2 separate regions of the Homo sapiens genome follow, and region 2 is linked to region 1. The links are chromatin loops, found by intact Hi-C in ENCODE. Cell type or tissue: IMR-90. All regions are shown on one strand.

Region 1 (8,000 bases):
CAAGGAGCTACTTACTCAACAGTGCTTTGGGGACTGGATTTATGTTGCTCATTCAGATATAATGAAGTGCTGAGGCAGATATCCAGGCCAGGAAAACTATGAAGGCTGAACTACAAAGGATGTAGAGACAAACATGGGTTATTGTGAGAGAAAGAGTCTCTAAGAAGAGAAGGGACGTGTTGATTACCATTTCCAAAAACCTATTTTTATACCTTCAAATGTAATCCCAAATTTTAACTAGGCATTTTCTTTGTCTTGGAATTTTAAGTGTTTACCTTAGAAAACAAGTTCATGGAAATGTGTGTTCAAACATTACACTCTACTGGGAGTCCAGCAGCATAAAATATAAAACCATAAACCGTGTATTTCAGGGAAAGTTAATTCATCACCTTATATGAAACTATAGAGAATAAATCAAATGTTCACCTAAGAATTGAGTAATGATACATTTACACATATTTCAAATAGCATGTCTAAGTTTACTTATATAGCCTTTTGCAACTACTACATGATGATGATACCACATGAACCTTTGGACCTGATCAAAGTTAAGTCAAATTATGTAATGTTTATTTAAATGTGGAGAAAAAAAGATTCATAGACTTTTAAAATCATGGAGTGAATTCCTAAAGTATATGAAAATAAATCGGAACACATTATCAAGATTTAGAGAAAAAACTGGAAAAAATACATTATTTTTTTCATTGTTAAGACCAATACAAACAAAACCTTTAAAACTTATCACCAGGCTGGGCATGGTGGCTCATGCCTGTAATCCCAGCACTTTGGGAGGCTGAGGAGGGCAGATCACCTGAGGTAGGGAGTTCGAGACCAGCCTGAACAACATGGAGAAACCCCGTGTCTCCAGGTTCTTTGATGTTTCCAAGTCTTCCAACACAGCTAGTGTGTTTGCCTAGTTCTCTTGGAAATTGTCCTTTATTTTAAAAATAATTTTAATAAGTCAGTTAATATTATTCTGTACCTACATAATTGAAACAGTCAGGTTTTTCTCCTTACCCCACCTTGGTGTTCTAAAAATAGGGCAATTGCATATGCTAGCTTATTTCTTTTTTTTAAAACCAATCAACTTCAGTATGTTGTAAAAATACAAAATTTTTTCAGTATTTGTAAAAATATAAAATTAGCCAGGCATGGTGGTCCATGCCTGTAATCCCAGCTGCTCGGGAGGCTGAGGCAGGAGAACTGCTTGACCCCGGGAGGCAGAGGTTGCGGTGAGCTTGCACTCTAGCCTGGGTAACAAGAGCAAAACTCTTTCTCAAAAACAAAAACAAACAAACAAACAACAACAAAAAAAAAACAGAAAAACTTATCACTTGAGAAACTTTCGTGAAATCTTTCATTCCTGATGCTGTTAAATACTCACTTTAAAAAGAATCAAGAATGATTATGGATATCATCAAATACACATTGATAACTTCAGTAAGGATTTCAGATTTCAAGGTTTTTAATATATAAAATCATCACATTTTATAGTTTAGATTTTATTGCTGGATTTGTAATGAATTGGTCATAAAATCATTTCCTTTAGTTCCTTTTTTATTATGATTATATGGTTAGATATGTTATTGAAAAATTGACATTATTTTACAATTGCAGGAGATTACCATGAAAACTGGCAAATTCTTTGGAGCAAACAATCATAATTGGGGTCTAGGGGGAGGTGTATGGTATTGAACACTAATTATACTCCAGAAATGCTGGATTGGTGGTTGACATTTTTATTAAAATAAAAATACAGAAAAAATTACCTGTTTCTAGCATGAAATTTGTTATTTACCACCAAGCTTTGGTTTTCAAAATTGCACTTATCATAATGTCTAATAGAAAACCTGAACCTTACAATAAAATAGCACAATTACATTGGAGGAAAATAATATTAAATACTGAACCATTTGCTTTGTTTTTTTTAACTATTGTAATTCAAATAGAAATATTTTTATTACATACTGAAGTTGATTGGTTTTAAAAAAAGAAATAAGCTAGCATATGCAATTGCCCTATTTTTAGAACACCAGGGTGGGGTAAGGAGAAAAACCTGACTGTTTCAATTATGTAGGAACAGAATAATATTAACTGACTTACTAAAATGATTTTTAAAATAAAGGACAACTTCCAAGAGAACTAGACAAACACACTAGCTGTGTTGGAAGACTTGGAAACATCAAAGAACCTGAAGCTTCAAGAGTCAAACACAAAGATTATAGCTCATTACTATATACCTCAAGTATTGACTGAAAACTGCTAAAAATTAGTGATGAAATTGTCTCCATTTTCTTGATTTGATGAAGTGCTTAAGGACAAGGTTCTTGAACATGATTTTTAAGCAAAACATCAAAATTCAATAGCCTTCTTGTAAGATTACTTGAGATAATTTTTGCTTTATGTTTTGCCTGAGTCTTCCATTTGGAAGTTTGTAAATGACCACATAGGATAACTATTGTGAGATTTTGTTGAAATGATTTTTACTAAGTGATCTTTTATCTCAAACATATATAAGGTGAAGGAGGTCAGCAATAATGAATGCAACTATTATCTATCAATTTTTACACATTGAATAATAAAATATTTATTATTCATGTTATTAATCTTATCTTTTATTGCTACCTTTATCCAAGTATTTTTAAGGACACAGCAACTAATGCTAATTTTATAACTTGTATAATCAGTAGCATGCATGGAACAATATACGTTTACCAAATTTTCTCCTATCTTATGAACCAGATCAGTAGGCATGTATTTATAATTAAAGAACTGAACATAATGCTTCAGATCACCCTCACTCATCTTGACCCTAAGAGATTCCCTATCAACATGTTCTCATGGCCAAGAGTCTTTGAAAAATGTGCAAAAGCAGGATATTTTCACCACAATTTTTTAAGACCTATTTTTCTTTCCAATCCAACTTCCCATATGTCACGTACTTTTCTTCTGTCAAATGACTCATATTACAAAATTGAAATGGTATGAAGAGCTGATTAAAGAAAACACAACTAAAAGTGTATGAAGAAAAATCGTATGTGATAAACATTCATTATGTCTTTGCTACTCAGCTAGGCTCTTTAGGGATAATCTTATTTCTCCTACATGAAAGCCCTTTGAATCACATGTTCGTATAATCATTTAAAAATTATTTTCAGAATAAAGATAATTGATGTTTAATTTACTAATCAAGATATAAAAACATAGACTAGATCATTTTAACTGTGACATCTAAACTTTTGATTTAAATAAGACTATTAATTCCTCAATGTCAAATTTGACAGAAAAAGTAATTCATTTTAAAAAGTGTGCTGTGTTTGTATTGCCCTAGCTTTTGGTTCAAACTTCCAGTTAAAATTAGGAAAATAAAACGAAGAACACTGGAAATAAATATAAGTTCCAGGTAATTTTGAATGGTAGGAAGCAAATGGTAATATATTGATGCGCAGACGTACACACACATTGAATGGCACATTATCACAGAAGACGCTCAAAGCAGTTATGAGCCTTTACAGGGAAAATGTCAAGATACCACCCATTTGGAGACAATAGACAATAGATACAGAGGGTGGTCTTTCTTATTTTAACATTTAAGAACAGCAGTAGAACCCTAGATGGTGTTGTCTGTCCCTTTCCCTGTACATAATGTATCTTAAAAAGTGAGTACTGGAATATGATTCTTAATGAATCTGATCCTCTCTTTCAAGAAACAGAAAAGAACTTTGTAAGAATCTACAGCAAACTTAGAGCAGGAAACATATTTTTTTAAATAACAATAGCTCTAGCAAGAAAAAAACACTCCATACGCAAAGATTTTTGTTTCTTTTAAACCAAAGATTTCACATCAGGAATTGAATGCTGCATAAAGTTGAGGACATCAAAGATAACGTATGAGTGTAGGATAACTGTGACCACTGGGGAAAACCAAAAACACAAAACAAAAAGAAAGACAAATAAAAAAATCTCTAGATGGGGACCACCTCTGGGCACCCAGCTAGTGGGAACAGCTTGGGGAATGAGGACAGTGGGGACGCTGAGAAGACTTTTCTTCTTTTTACTTCTATTCTTATTTTAAAATGTATCACTCTGCATAGTGCATCTATTTTGATAGTTTTTCTCTTAAATTACTGTTTTTGTCTTTATATACATGAAGTGTCAGTTGAAAAGCTGCTTTAGTATCTAACCACTAGGGGGTGCCCTCATTGCACATATTGATGTACAACTGGTCCAGGGCTGATCTGGACAAGGGATGCCATGAGATAAATTTTACTTCAGGCTAATGTCAATCTGAACTTGTTTCGCTGTTTAATGTATACATATAAAATCTGATCTGAGGATCTGACATCTTGACATCACTGTATTCTTCATAGTGAGACATAAAGCCACTTTTTTGCATTTCTGTTAATATTCAGAGTTTTGCAGGAAAGAATGAAACACTGGAAGCAGTTACTGAAGCTCAGATTCCTGTTCTCTTCAGGAGACACATAAACCCTCATACATATGCAGCCTCAGTTTTTAAAATATTACATAGTTGCTTATATTTATTTCTATCAGTTTAAAAAATATTTATATAAGCTGATTATGACATCTATTAATATTTTTAAAATTCAAATTTTTCTTAAAAATTGTTATCCCCTCAAATGTAAAAATATTAAATTTTGCTATATTATCACTAGTGTAAAGAACTTATTGTTGTATTTGTTAATCTGTTAGAACATTTTAAACATTGTTAATATTTCACTTTTATTCAAATTTTATGTTACAATTACACTTACAATTAATAAATAGCTTACTATAATGTTCTGGTAGGGAATTCCTTAGTAAAATAATGCACAAGAATATATTAAAATTTATATAGAGTAATTGATATTATTTTTCCATAAGGGCCAATGAGATTAAATGAACCTTCTTTCTTCTTTTCTTTTCTGTTCTTTCTTTTTTTTTTTTTAACCTCCTGCTCCCGGGTTCAAGCAATTCTCCTGCCTCAGCCTCCCCAGTAGCTGGGACTACAGGAGCCAGCCAGCACACCTGGCTAATTTTTTTGTATTTTTAGTAGAGACAGGGTTTCACCATGGTCAGCCTGGTCTTGAACTCCTGACCTCAGGTGATCCACCCGCCTCAGCCTCCCAAAGTGCTGGGATTACAGGCATGAGCCACCACGCCTGGCCCCTTGTTTCTTATATTTAGAAATATCAACATAAAAATTTAGAAACTTTAATAAATAATTAATGTGAAACTCCAAATACAGTCTTGGCCTTAGAAAACATCAAGAAAAATTTGGGGAGCCTTTAAAATGAGGAAAAAAATAATGGGTGTGTTGTCTAGATTACTCATTCAGGTTATTTACATCTTTGATTGTCTTTGAGCTATTTTGAAACCAAGTAAACTGTAAAAAAATGCAAATGATTTTTTTCTATAAATCCCAATTAATTGTACCTAAGGAATGAAATTGATTATTGTCCTGTAGATGGGCCTTTAAAAAACTTTGTAAATTCATTTTCAGAATTTCTTTTTTTATTATTATACTTTAAGTTTTAGGGTACATGTGCACAACGTGCAGGTTAGTTACAATATGCATACATGTGCCATGTTGGTGTGCTGAACCCAGTAACTCATCATTTAACATTAGGTATATCTCCTAATGCTATCCCTCCCCGCCGCCACCCCAAAACAGGCCCCGGTGTGTGATGTTCCCCTTCCTGTGTCCATGTGTTCTCATTGTTCAATTCCCACCTGTGAGTGAGAACATGCGGTGTTTGGTTTTTTGTCCTTGTGATAGTTTGCTGAGAATGATGGTTTCCAACTTCATCCATGTCCCTACAAAGGACATGAACTCATCATTTTTTATGACTGCATAGTATTCCATGGTGTATATGTGCCATATTTTCTTAATCCAGAATTTCTTATTTCATAGGTACGTGTGCTTCTTGAAATTCTCTTTTGAAATGGTTGTAATGGTTTCCACCCTTATTTTATTATTATTTGGAAGGAGCTTCTTTTTTATTTTTTTACTTTTATTTTATTTCATTTTTTTTGAGACAGGATCTCACTCTGTAGCCCAGGCTGGTGGGTGGTGGTACAGTCACGGCTCATTGTAGCCTCTGCCTTCTGGGCTCAGCCTTAGCCTCCTGATAGTTGAGACTACAGGCATGAGCCACCATGCCTGGCTTCCTCATTCGTTATTGACATAGCATCTTTGACATATGTTTATCTTGTGTTTGTATAAGAGTTATTATTTTGCTATTGTTTGAAAATAGTCTAAAAGATTAGCAAGATTATGATCTAAAATAATGGATGAGGATTCGGATCAACAAATGCTGATCAGATTCCATTAAAACAAAAGCTATTAAAAGATTTAAAAAAGAGTTTTATTCTTAAAAGTCTAATAAGACTTGAATTCTTTGAATATATTAAAATACAACATGAGTTTTACCTAGATAAGCTTTTAAGAAACTATTATCTTTTCTCAGCCTTGGGGTTTGAAAGCTCAAATTCTTTGCACACAAACTCTGATAAATCCCCACAATCAATGTCAGTGTCATATACATCATATTGTTTGATACTTTAGAATAAAATGCATATGGATCTTAGATATGTGAACATACTTAGGTAGTAAGATATCTATCTCTATATATCTATATTTATATCTATATCTATATCTATATCTATGTTAGTACTATTGCAGTATAATACAATAACCTCCTCTAGCCATCCCTCACACCCACCCAACTTATTCGTTCTGAATCTGGTAGGAACAAGTCTAAATAAAAAACTTTACAGTACAGCCCAGGCATGGAATATTTATTTCCTGATATTCTCAAATTTGTTTTTCTCATGCCATAGTTATTGCTTAATGTATGACTGGGCTAGATGTAAGTGTATTTATAAGAATAGGCCTACAGTTTGAGGGTGCTACATAAGGAACAAAGCATTTATTCTCCCTGGGGATGGCCCAGATTGCAGAGCTTTTTAGAAATCATAACTTCAAAGAAATACTGTTTTTTTTTTTTTTCCAAACTGAACAATCCTTGGGCTTTAGTCCATGACTGCTCCAGCTTCTGAAGGCATATGTCTGTGGCCAGTGGTTGCTGGCTGAGTAGCATTAGGTGCAAGCCAATAGGGCAGTTGCCTACAGTAACAATCTTTGGAGAGCACAAAAATATTGCTGGGCTGCTAAAACATCACTAGAAATATAAGTGGATAAAGGAAATGTGTTTATCAGCAGTAGGAGGATATTAAGATGGGACTCTCACAGTTTGTCTTTATGGAAACAAAAGAGCAGGGGATGAAATGTTCAGTTGCACTTATGCCACATTCTAAATCAAATCCAAGGCATGGCCTTGGATGTGTGCCATGTAAAGTAGGTGACTCTCAAGTAGTCCCTTAGCCCGGTGGTTCTCAACCAAAAGCATTTTTGCCCCCTAAGGAGTGTTGGCAATATCTGGAGATATTTATGGCTTGGGTGGTGTGGAAAAGATGCTACTCACATCTAGAGTATAAAAACCAGCAATATGTTAAGCATTCTGTAATGTTCAGGACCACCCTACATAACAAATAATTATTCAATCCAAAATATCCTTAGTGCTGATGTTGAAAATCCTAGCTTAGTGTAACAATACTCTTATGATTATAGAAGAGCTGAATTAGAGAAGTCAGGAATCACAATTTGTTTGAATAAAGTTGTTAGATTTATGTGGAATTTTAATCTCAATTAGGGAGAGAGGCTTTCTTTACGCATCAGGTTTAGTTGACAGACTTTTAAAAGAATCTGTCCTTGAAAAAATTAGTATTTGTCTCTTGAATTTGAAGAGTCAGTGGCATCGGCAATTAGTCATGTCTGAGAAGAACATTTATGAAAGGCACCCTTACAGCCAGCTGCTCTGATGGCCATGTGAGAAAGGGTGACCACAAGAGGTAAACCTGCACTTTTAAGACCTAAGGAAATATGTTTCTCAGGAATCAGATTAGAATCTTTGATACAAGGGTTTGTATTCAGTCTT
Region 2 (8,000 bases), 1.5 Mb before region 1:
GGACCTTTGTTATTCATAAGGGAGAGAAGTTGTAGTTGATTGCAATGATCACTCTGATTCTCCACTTGCTTTCGTTTTATACAACTTTGCAGTAACCTCCTGATATGGTCTGGCTCTGCATCCCCACCCAAATCTCATCTTGAATTGTAATCCAAATTGTAATTGCCATGTGTTGGGGGAGGGACCTCATGGGAGGTGATTGCATCATGGGAGCATTTCCCCCCATGCTCTTTTCAAAATAGTGAATGAGTTCTCAGGAGATCTGCTGATTTTGTAAGACAGTTTTCCCTGCTCTTGCTAGCTTTCTGCCACCTGCCACCATGTAAGACATGCTTCTTCCCCTTCTGCCATAATTGTAAGTTTCCTGAGGCCTCCCCAGCCATGTGGAACTGTGAGTCAATTAAACCTATTTTCTTTATAAATTAGCCTGTCTTGGGTATATCTTTATAGCAATGTGAAAACAGACTAATACACTTCCCCTTGAAGGTGGAATGACCTGCCCTATTCCCTGACAATGGGCTCAACTAAGTGATTTTCTTTGGCCAGTGGGAAGTTAGCTGATACTATTCACACAGAAGCCTGAAAAGGTACTCATGATCTTCTGCTTGCTCTATTGGATTTCTGCCATTGCCAAGAAATATGCTTGGTCCAAGCTGAAGAAGAGAGAGAGAGATGCATGTGGGGTGGAGCCCAGTTGCACCAGTGACTATAGCTGAGACCATTCTAGATCAGCAAGCAGTTAACTCAGCCACTAGATCAAAAAGATCAAAAAGAGCCACTTAACCAATTTCTGACCAGCCTTTAGAGTCATGAGAAATAATAAATGATTGTTGTTTTCAGCTATTAAGATTTCAAATGGTTTATTATGCACTCATTGCTAACTGATTCAAAAGTTATACTTCATTGCTGAAATCATCTTATTTGGTGGCATCTTCTCTTAGCTTTTCTATTTTAATAATTATGACAAGTATCTCATCTTTTTACAATTTTGTGCACCACAGTGAAAAGAATAGTCGGTAAGAGACCAAAAAATGTAGGTCTTTCCATTTCCTAAGAGCATTATCTTAGACGTTTATTCACTCAACGGTGTACAAAGCATTAGAAATACAGACAATGCTCTTGTGAAATCAATTATGGTTTGGAGGTTGGGGGGGACATAGACATGAGCAAATCATTTCTATCCATCACAATAAGTAATAGTAGGAAATATGTATTATAACCACAACCTCTGAGATGAAATAACCTGAGTTACAATCTTGCCTCTATCACTTCCTAGCTAGGTTCCCTTATTTAACCTCAAGTCCAATTTCATCAATGGCACCTACTTCATAAGATTGTTGGAAGGATTACATGAGTTGAAATCTGTAACATACATAGAGACAGGCTTGGCACTCGCAAGCTTTCATTAAATGCTAGTTATTAAAACAAATGTTAAAAAGTATGAGAGAACAAAAAATAAGACTATATGGGATGAGGGCTGAGTGGAGGAGTAGCCATCATGGGTCGGCGGGGGACCTTGAAAAAAAAGCAGAAATTTGCACATCAGTATTTAGGACTTTAGGACCTTTTATCTATATTTCAAGAAATAAAGAATAGAGGATTATTAGGATATCATCTAGTTCCAAAATACAATATCTATAGAATATTATCTAATGTAACATGTTTAGTAAACTCCTGCTGAGTATTGAATTTTAAATTCAAAGTAGTTTTGAAAAAATAAGTTGTTTTAATGAAATTAATTCACATGTCATTACGTGTGACTATACAGGCAAGCTTGATACGATTATCCCGGAGGATATTCTGGTCCCTATGTAATACTATTGGAAGTGAAAAGAGAATATTTATTTCCAGGATTTATAACACAGCATAAAGACACAAACTTTAAGTATGTATTGTGCTTCAATAGAGTTGCCTACAGCTTGTTAAATCCAATTAATAAACACAATAGACACATTCACTTTTTTATTTTTAAGCAAAGTTACTGAATTTGTTCTATTTGCTATTTTGTATTTCTGATTACAAGATGCTGTCCCCTGCTGTTTGCTAATGATTACACCAGCTATAGTCACGAACATACAGTGAAATAAGATAACAGTTTTGTTTAATGTCTCACATCTACAAATCAGAGAAGAACAAAAGTAGAAATCTGCATGTCCGTAGAACAAATCTAGCATGCTAGCACTGTGCCTCCTCTTCTCCCAAGTCATGTCATTTCAATAAGCATTTTGTCCTCTCCATGCTTTTGGTAACTAGATGGGCTAATGGGAAGGGTGGTGGTGTAATATTATTTCTTCTGAAAGAGCTTTTATAGAAATTTTTACTTGAACACATACTCTGTCATTGTTAATAGTACCTGGCAACCTCTACTGCATAAATATCTATAATTATGTTTTTTTTCAGCAACAATTTGGTTTGCATGTGTACTTTCATGACAGTTAGCTTGTTTACTACTTATTCCAATTCTTTTTGGGTGAGGTCATTCAGTGACAAATGTGGTATTGCCATCCTCTGAAAGGGTTACAAATTCATGCCTGGCATTCAGGGCAGAAAATGACAGCCTGCATGCTGATAATTGATATACAGCTGTTCCCCATGTTACCAAAACCTTAATGTTATCGCAAAACTGGAAGAACTGGCATTGAGTAGATCTGGGTTCAAATTTTGGCTGTGTCATTTACCAAGTTTGTGATTTTAAGCTTCATTTTTTCCATCTTCAAAATCTCTCAGGGTGTTGTTTTGAGTACTAAATAAGGTGATATATATGAGAAAAGTGTAACAAAAAACCATGCCATATGGATGCTCAATAATGACTGGTTCAATCTAAATCTAAAAATGAAAGCCATGTGACGAATTCAAGGTCATATAGTGTGAATGAGTCAATGATGTGGGTAAAGATACTGTAGCTGCTGAAGGGGAAGGTTAACAGGAAAGAGAAGCTGTTCCTTTTTCCATTTTGGCCAAATAGCACTTACCTGTCCCTGCTGCTTTGCCTAATAGATTAATTCATTCTGATAGTATTAAAGATGTCTGGTAGAGAGCTAATAATCAGCTCTGAAAAAAACAAATCATTGGCCTTCCTTTGCTGTCAAAATCCCTAAAAAGAAAATTTTCATTTCAAATGGCTTCTAGCTTACTTCAGAATCAGAGGATAGACTCCTTTGAAGCTATCTAGTGCAGCTAGTGAATGTACTTTTTAATCGTTTATTAGTGGATAAACTATAATTAGCATATAAGGGTAAGAGCTTCAAAACACAAATTAAAGTCAACTGCCCACTAGTGTTTTGAATCAATCAATACAGCATTCACTTAAAAATAGAAGCAATGCCATTAACCCTCGAGAAATTCACATTTTCATGTAATTCATAACATCAAAGCTCTCCAAAAAGATGGGGAAATTACAATAAATCACAATCCATGTGTAAGGAAAAGTCTTTCCTCTTGCATGTACTGACATCTGAGATGCACGTTACAGCATGCTCTCAGTATGCAAAGAACATTACAGATGAAATTTTTTTAACTCAAACAAGGAAATACCGTGGAGTATAATGGGAACAGAAGAGGAAAAAAATAGCATTTTGTATAAACTTAGATATGTCTCTGATGTTCTCTTAATAAATCTTTTCTCCTTTCTGTTTGATGCTACCTTCCGTTATGATTTACTCACTTTCTTTAAAACTGTTTTTAAACCAAGTACATATTCTGTTCTCTCAAAAATAAAGAAAATCAGTGCAAAGATCATCACTTAGGGCATACAAAACAGAGGAACATTTATTTAATCTATTCCATATATATATATATAGTACTGTTTAAATTATCATTCCTAATTTTATTGATTCCTATCTCAAGGTTACATACATAAATGACATAAAGTGAATGCCCATAGATTAACTGAAAGGGCCTTATGAAAATTATACATTGGAGAAAGAAACCAATGTAAACATAATATTAATAGCATTATTTTGTTGGCCCAGTCCCTCTAAGGAGACCCAGTGAATTTGAAATGTGCCAACTATTTCTCTAACACGAGTTAATGGAAAAGTCCACATCCTGGAGCAGGGGATGTTGGAATTGAGTTGTCAAGCTGTCCTGGATGTCTTGTACAAACTGAACAGGCCAATTTACTGCAACACTGCATAGGCTGAAGGCTACTATCTCGCCTTTACAGTTGCTTCCTCCTGGTAAGATTATCCTGCTCGACCGCAGCCTCCCTCCCGAGTAGCTTTTAAGCTACTCTGGATTCTTTCTGATGAGCCTATTCTTTTTTTTTATTTATTTATTTTTATTATTTATTTGAGACGGAGTCTTGCTCTTGTCTCCCAGGCTGGAGTGCAATGGCCCAATCTCGGCTCACTGCAACCTCCGTCTCCCGGGTTCAAGCAATTATCCTGCCTCAGTCTCCCGAGTAGCTGGGATTACAGACGCGCGCCATCGCTCCCGGCTAATTTTTGTATTTTTAGTAGGGACGGGGTTTCACAATGTTGGGCAGGTTGGTCTCGATCTCCTGACCTCATGATCCGCCCACCTTGGCCTCCCAAAGGGCTGGGATTACAGGCGTGAGACACCGCGCCCGGCTAAGCAATAGTACTGTGTTAATCCTCAGCTTGGGACCAGTGTGCTTGACTGGGAGAGGCTCTTAACCTGCAACCTGAAAGCAACAGCTTTGTGTGTTTGGTGATAATTTTGAATCTTAGTGGTGATTTGATTTTAATGTCTTCCTCTTTGTAGCTCAAAACTCCTGGATTTCTGGATGAAAACAGGCAAGCTTTTTGAAAAAACTGACTTCTCCCACACAGCCTGAACCTCCCAGCGTGGGGGTTGCTTTTAGACTCAGCTGTTCTGGCTCTGCCCTCCAGGTGGCAGCAGAGCCACATCTCTGAAGCTCCAATCCCCTCTTCCCTGACTTCAAGTGTTAATGCAATTGACCAATCAGTGCTAAGATGATGGGAGGTAATTGGGTAATTGTATTTTACTGATCACAAGCAGAGAAAGGGAAAGGAAAAGGGGAAAGAAAGAGGGGCAGAGGAGGGAAGGCGACTGCAGTCCGAAAGGAGCTTTTGGAAGCTAGGACCCTAAGCGTCAGGACGTGGCATTGGTCGAGAGAAAGCCTGGGCTGGCAAGAGCTGCCGCCGGTGCTGGGAGAGCATTTATTTGGGAGAAAAAGAGGGGAGAGAGCAGAGGGAGGGGGAGGAAGAGAGTTCAAACCGAAGTGGATGGAAGGGGACTGGGGTTTCTGCCGCGCAGGGAGCCGTGAGCCAGGGCGATGGCGCTAAGGGCGGCGCGGAGCAGCTGCGCTCCCGAGAACGCGTCTCCTCGCAGAGGACTAGCAGACATCGGGAAGGTCTGCGCCAACGGGAACCAACTTGTGGCTCCAAAATGTACCCAACGCAGCTGGAAATGAGATCAAAGCTGCAGTTGCATTTGAGAAGGATGAGAAGAGCCAGCGATTAGGGAATTTTTTTTTTACCCGTTTTCTTCCTTTTTCTTTTTTTCTTCTTTTTCTTTTTTTCTTTCTTTTTTCGTGTGTGTTTTTTTTAATTTGCCTACCACCCTGTCTGTCCCCTCACTTCGCCCTCCCCATTTGAAATAAAAGCCCCAGTCTCAACTTCCATCACCTCGGCGCTCCCGGAGCCACTACCGGCTGATGGAGGAGAAGGGGACCCGGGGGCTGGCAGGGGCCACCGGCGAGGGACCGCATCCTGCGTCTCCCCCGTGATCCCGGCCCCGACCGCGGAGTTCTGCAACACCTGGAGGATCTGGACCGGGTGCTGGGGGTGGGGGCGGGGACAGAGGAAGGAAAGGCACCCCGAGCCTTAAAAAGAAAAAAAAAAAGTAGCGGGGGGAGGAATGGGTTTCTTCTTGACAGCTGACGGAGCCTTGAAATTTTCCTCCACTACCTCCGCCCCCGCCCCCGCCCCCGCCCCCCGCACTCCATTTAACGTGAGATTATGAAATTGCAGAGGCGGTGGAGGGAAGGAGACAGGATATAACCGGAGTTTGGAGGGGAGAGGGGAAGGTGGCTGGCCGGGTGGCTGAAATCAAAAATTCAATTGCGCACTGGGTTGTGATGAGAAATCTAATCAGATCTTTGGCGAAGGGGCCGGCCGGAAGGATGGAGAGTGGGGGGGAAGTTGCTCCCCAAATTCTTCGAAGGGGAGGCTGGGGAGAGGAATTGACCATGTAAAAGGAGACTTTTTTTTTTGGTGGTGGTGGCTGTTGGGTGCCTTGCAAAAATGAAGGATGCAGGACGCAGCTTTCTCCTGGAACCGAACGCAATGGATAAACTGATTGTGCAAGAGAGAAGGAAGAACGAAGCTTTTTCTTGTGAGCCCTGGATCTTAACACAAATGTGTATATGTGCACACAGGGAGCATTCAAGAATGAAATAAACCAGAGTTAGACCCGCGGGGGTTGGTGTGTTCTGACATAAATAAATAATCTTAAAGCAGCTGTTCCCCTCCCCCCCCCCAAAAAAAAGGATGATTGGAAATGAAGAACCGAGGATTCACAAAGAAAAAAGTATGTTCATTTTTCTCTATAAAGGAGAAAGTGAGCCAAGGAGATATTTTTGGAATGAAAAGTTTGGGGCTTTTTTAGTAAAGTAAAGAACTGGTGTGGTGGTGTTTTCTTTTCTTTTTGAATTTCCCACAAGAGGAGAGGAAATTAATAATACATCTGCAAAGAAATTTCAGAGAAGAAAAGTTGACCGCGGCAGATTGAGGCATTGATTGGGGGAGAGAAACCAGCAGAGCACAGTTGGATTTGTGCCTATGTTGACTAAAATTGACGGATAATTGCAGTTGGATTTTTCTTCATCAACCTCCTTTTTTTTTAATTTTTATTCCTTTTGGTATCAAGATCATGCGTTTTCTCTTGTTCTTAACCACCTGGATTTCCATCTGGATGTTGCTGTGATCAGTCTGAAATACAGTGAGTGACCCTTATTTTCTTATTTATTGGTGAAGAAAATGTCAGTTAATTTGGTGTTCTTGGTCTCTTTATCCTCTCTCCCCCTTTGGTGTTTTTTTTTAAAGAACTGGCTATTGGGGGCCAGAAAATAAGGGAATGGGTGGCCCACGCATTTGCTTCATCAGTCTCTGCTCTCTGATAAGCCAGTTTGCTATAAGGATGCAGGTTGACTGCATCCTGGGCAGACGCCTTTGCAAATGTTCACCAGGAAAAAAAAAAAAAGCTCCCCAAGAAAGCCGCTGCAGTGTCGGGTGCCAGTGCTGTGTGACTGACACTCCAGAATGCATTTAAGTTGTTTGTCAGCCCCGGAGTTAGATGCACAAATGTTTCGCTATTGGAAATCGAAGGGACTCAATTTAAATTTCATTATCCAACCTGACATTGCAGATCAACAGAATGTATTAACACAAAAATATGACAATAAACCAAGGCGATGAAGGGTGGCTTCTGGCTGGTGCGTGGGTGGAGGGAGAAAGGGTGGGTTTTTGGGCAAGGAAGCTGGTGGAGAGAAGTGGCTGTACTTTCCACAATCACTCTTGCATACATATGCCCAGATGTGGTCTTCAGATTACCCGGGTTCACACCAGTGCTAAAAATGAAACAAGGAGGACCTACTTCTCTCCAACTCCACCCCCTTCTAACTGAGGACTTCTTTGGATTACAGAGAGGCTGTGTATAGACTGTAGAGCAGTGGCTTGGGTTTTGCCAGAAACCTTTCCAACATCACCAGTTCACAGCTCCTCAGAAAAAGAAAGAAATCTAGTGTCCTGTGGTAACTTAGAAAAAGCAGCTGAAGAAGAGGTTGTGTTGAGCACTAATACTTCTCATGTGCCAGCTTTGTCTTGGAAAAAGAGGCCAATATAAAAAATAAAGCAGAAGGTGGAAAATGCTTAGAAAGTCTGAGCGCCTGTAGGATCACCTTCCCTCCTCCCCTATAGCTGCCAAAGTCATGGAGCTGGCCTTTTTTACAGAACTTTTCCCCTTCCCCCTTCGCTATTCCTCTCTGGGGCCTTCTATCAGAATCATAGACTCAT

The links. Peaks named below come from ENCODE experiments on the same cell type or tissue, not always from the same donor. Only the 100,000 strongest peaks of a DNase experiment are listed, where the experiment ranks them.
Region 2: a loop joins it to region 1, with 6 times the contacts of the local background. A loop is called at or near these places in 4 of 110 quality-filtered maps.

What each region holds. Positions count from the first base shown.
Region 1 is chr11:38,787,740-38,795,739 of GRCh38, reverse strand. No RefSeq gene overlaps it. Among named protein-coding and RNA genes, the nearest start is that of LINC01493, 140 kb to the right of the region's middle. In IMR-90, a CTCF peak has its summit at 4,192 (motif pointing right); no DNase peak of the experiment used is centred here.
Region 2 is chr11:40,291,120-40,299,119 of GRCh38, reverse strand. All of the region lies in intron 4 of LRRC4C (leucine rich repeat containing 4C), which reads left to right. Among named protein-coding and RNA genes, the nearest start is that of LRRC4C, 1.2 Mb to the left of the region's middle. In IMR-90, a CTCF peak has its summit at 4,852 (motif pointing right); a DNase peak (open chromatin) is centred at 4,899; H3K4me3 peaks cover 866 bases; H3K27ac peaks cover 232 bases; H3K27me3 peaks cover 666 bases.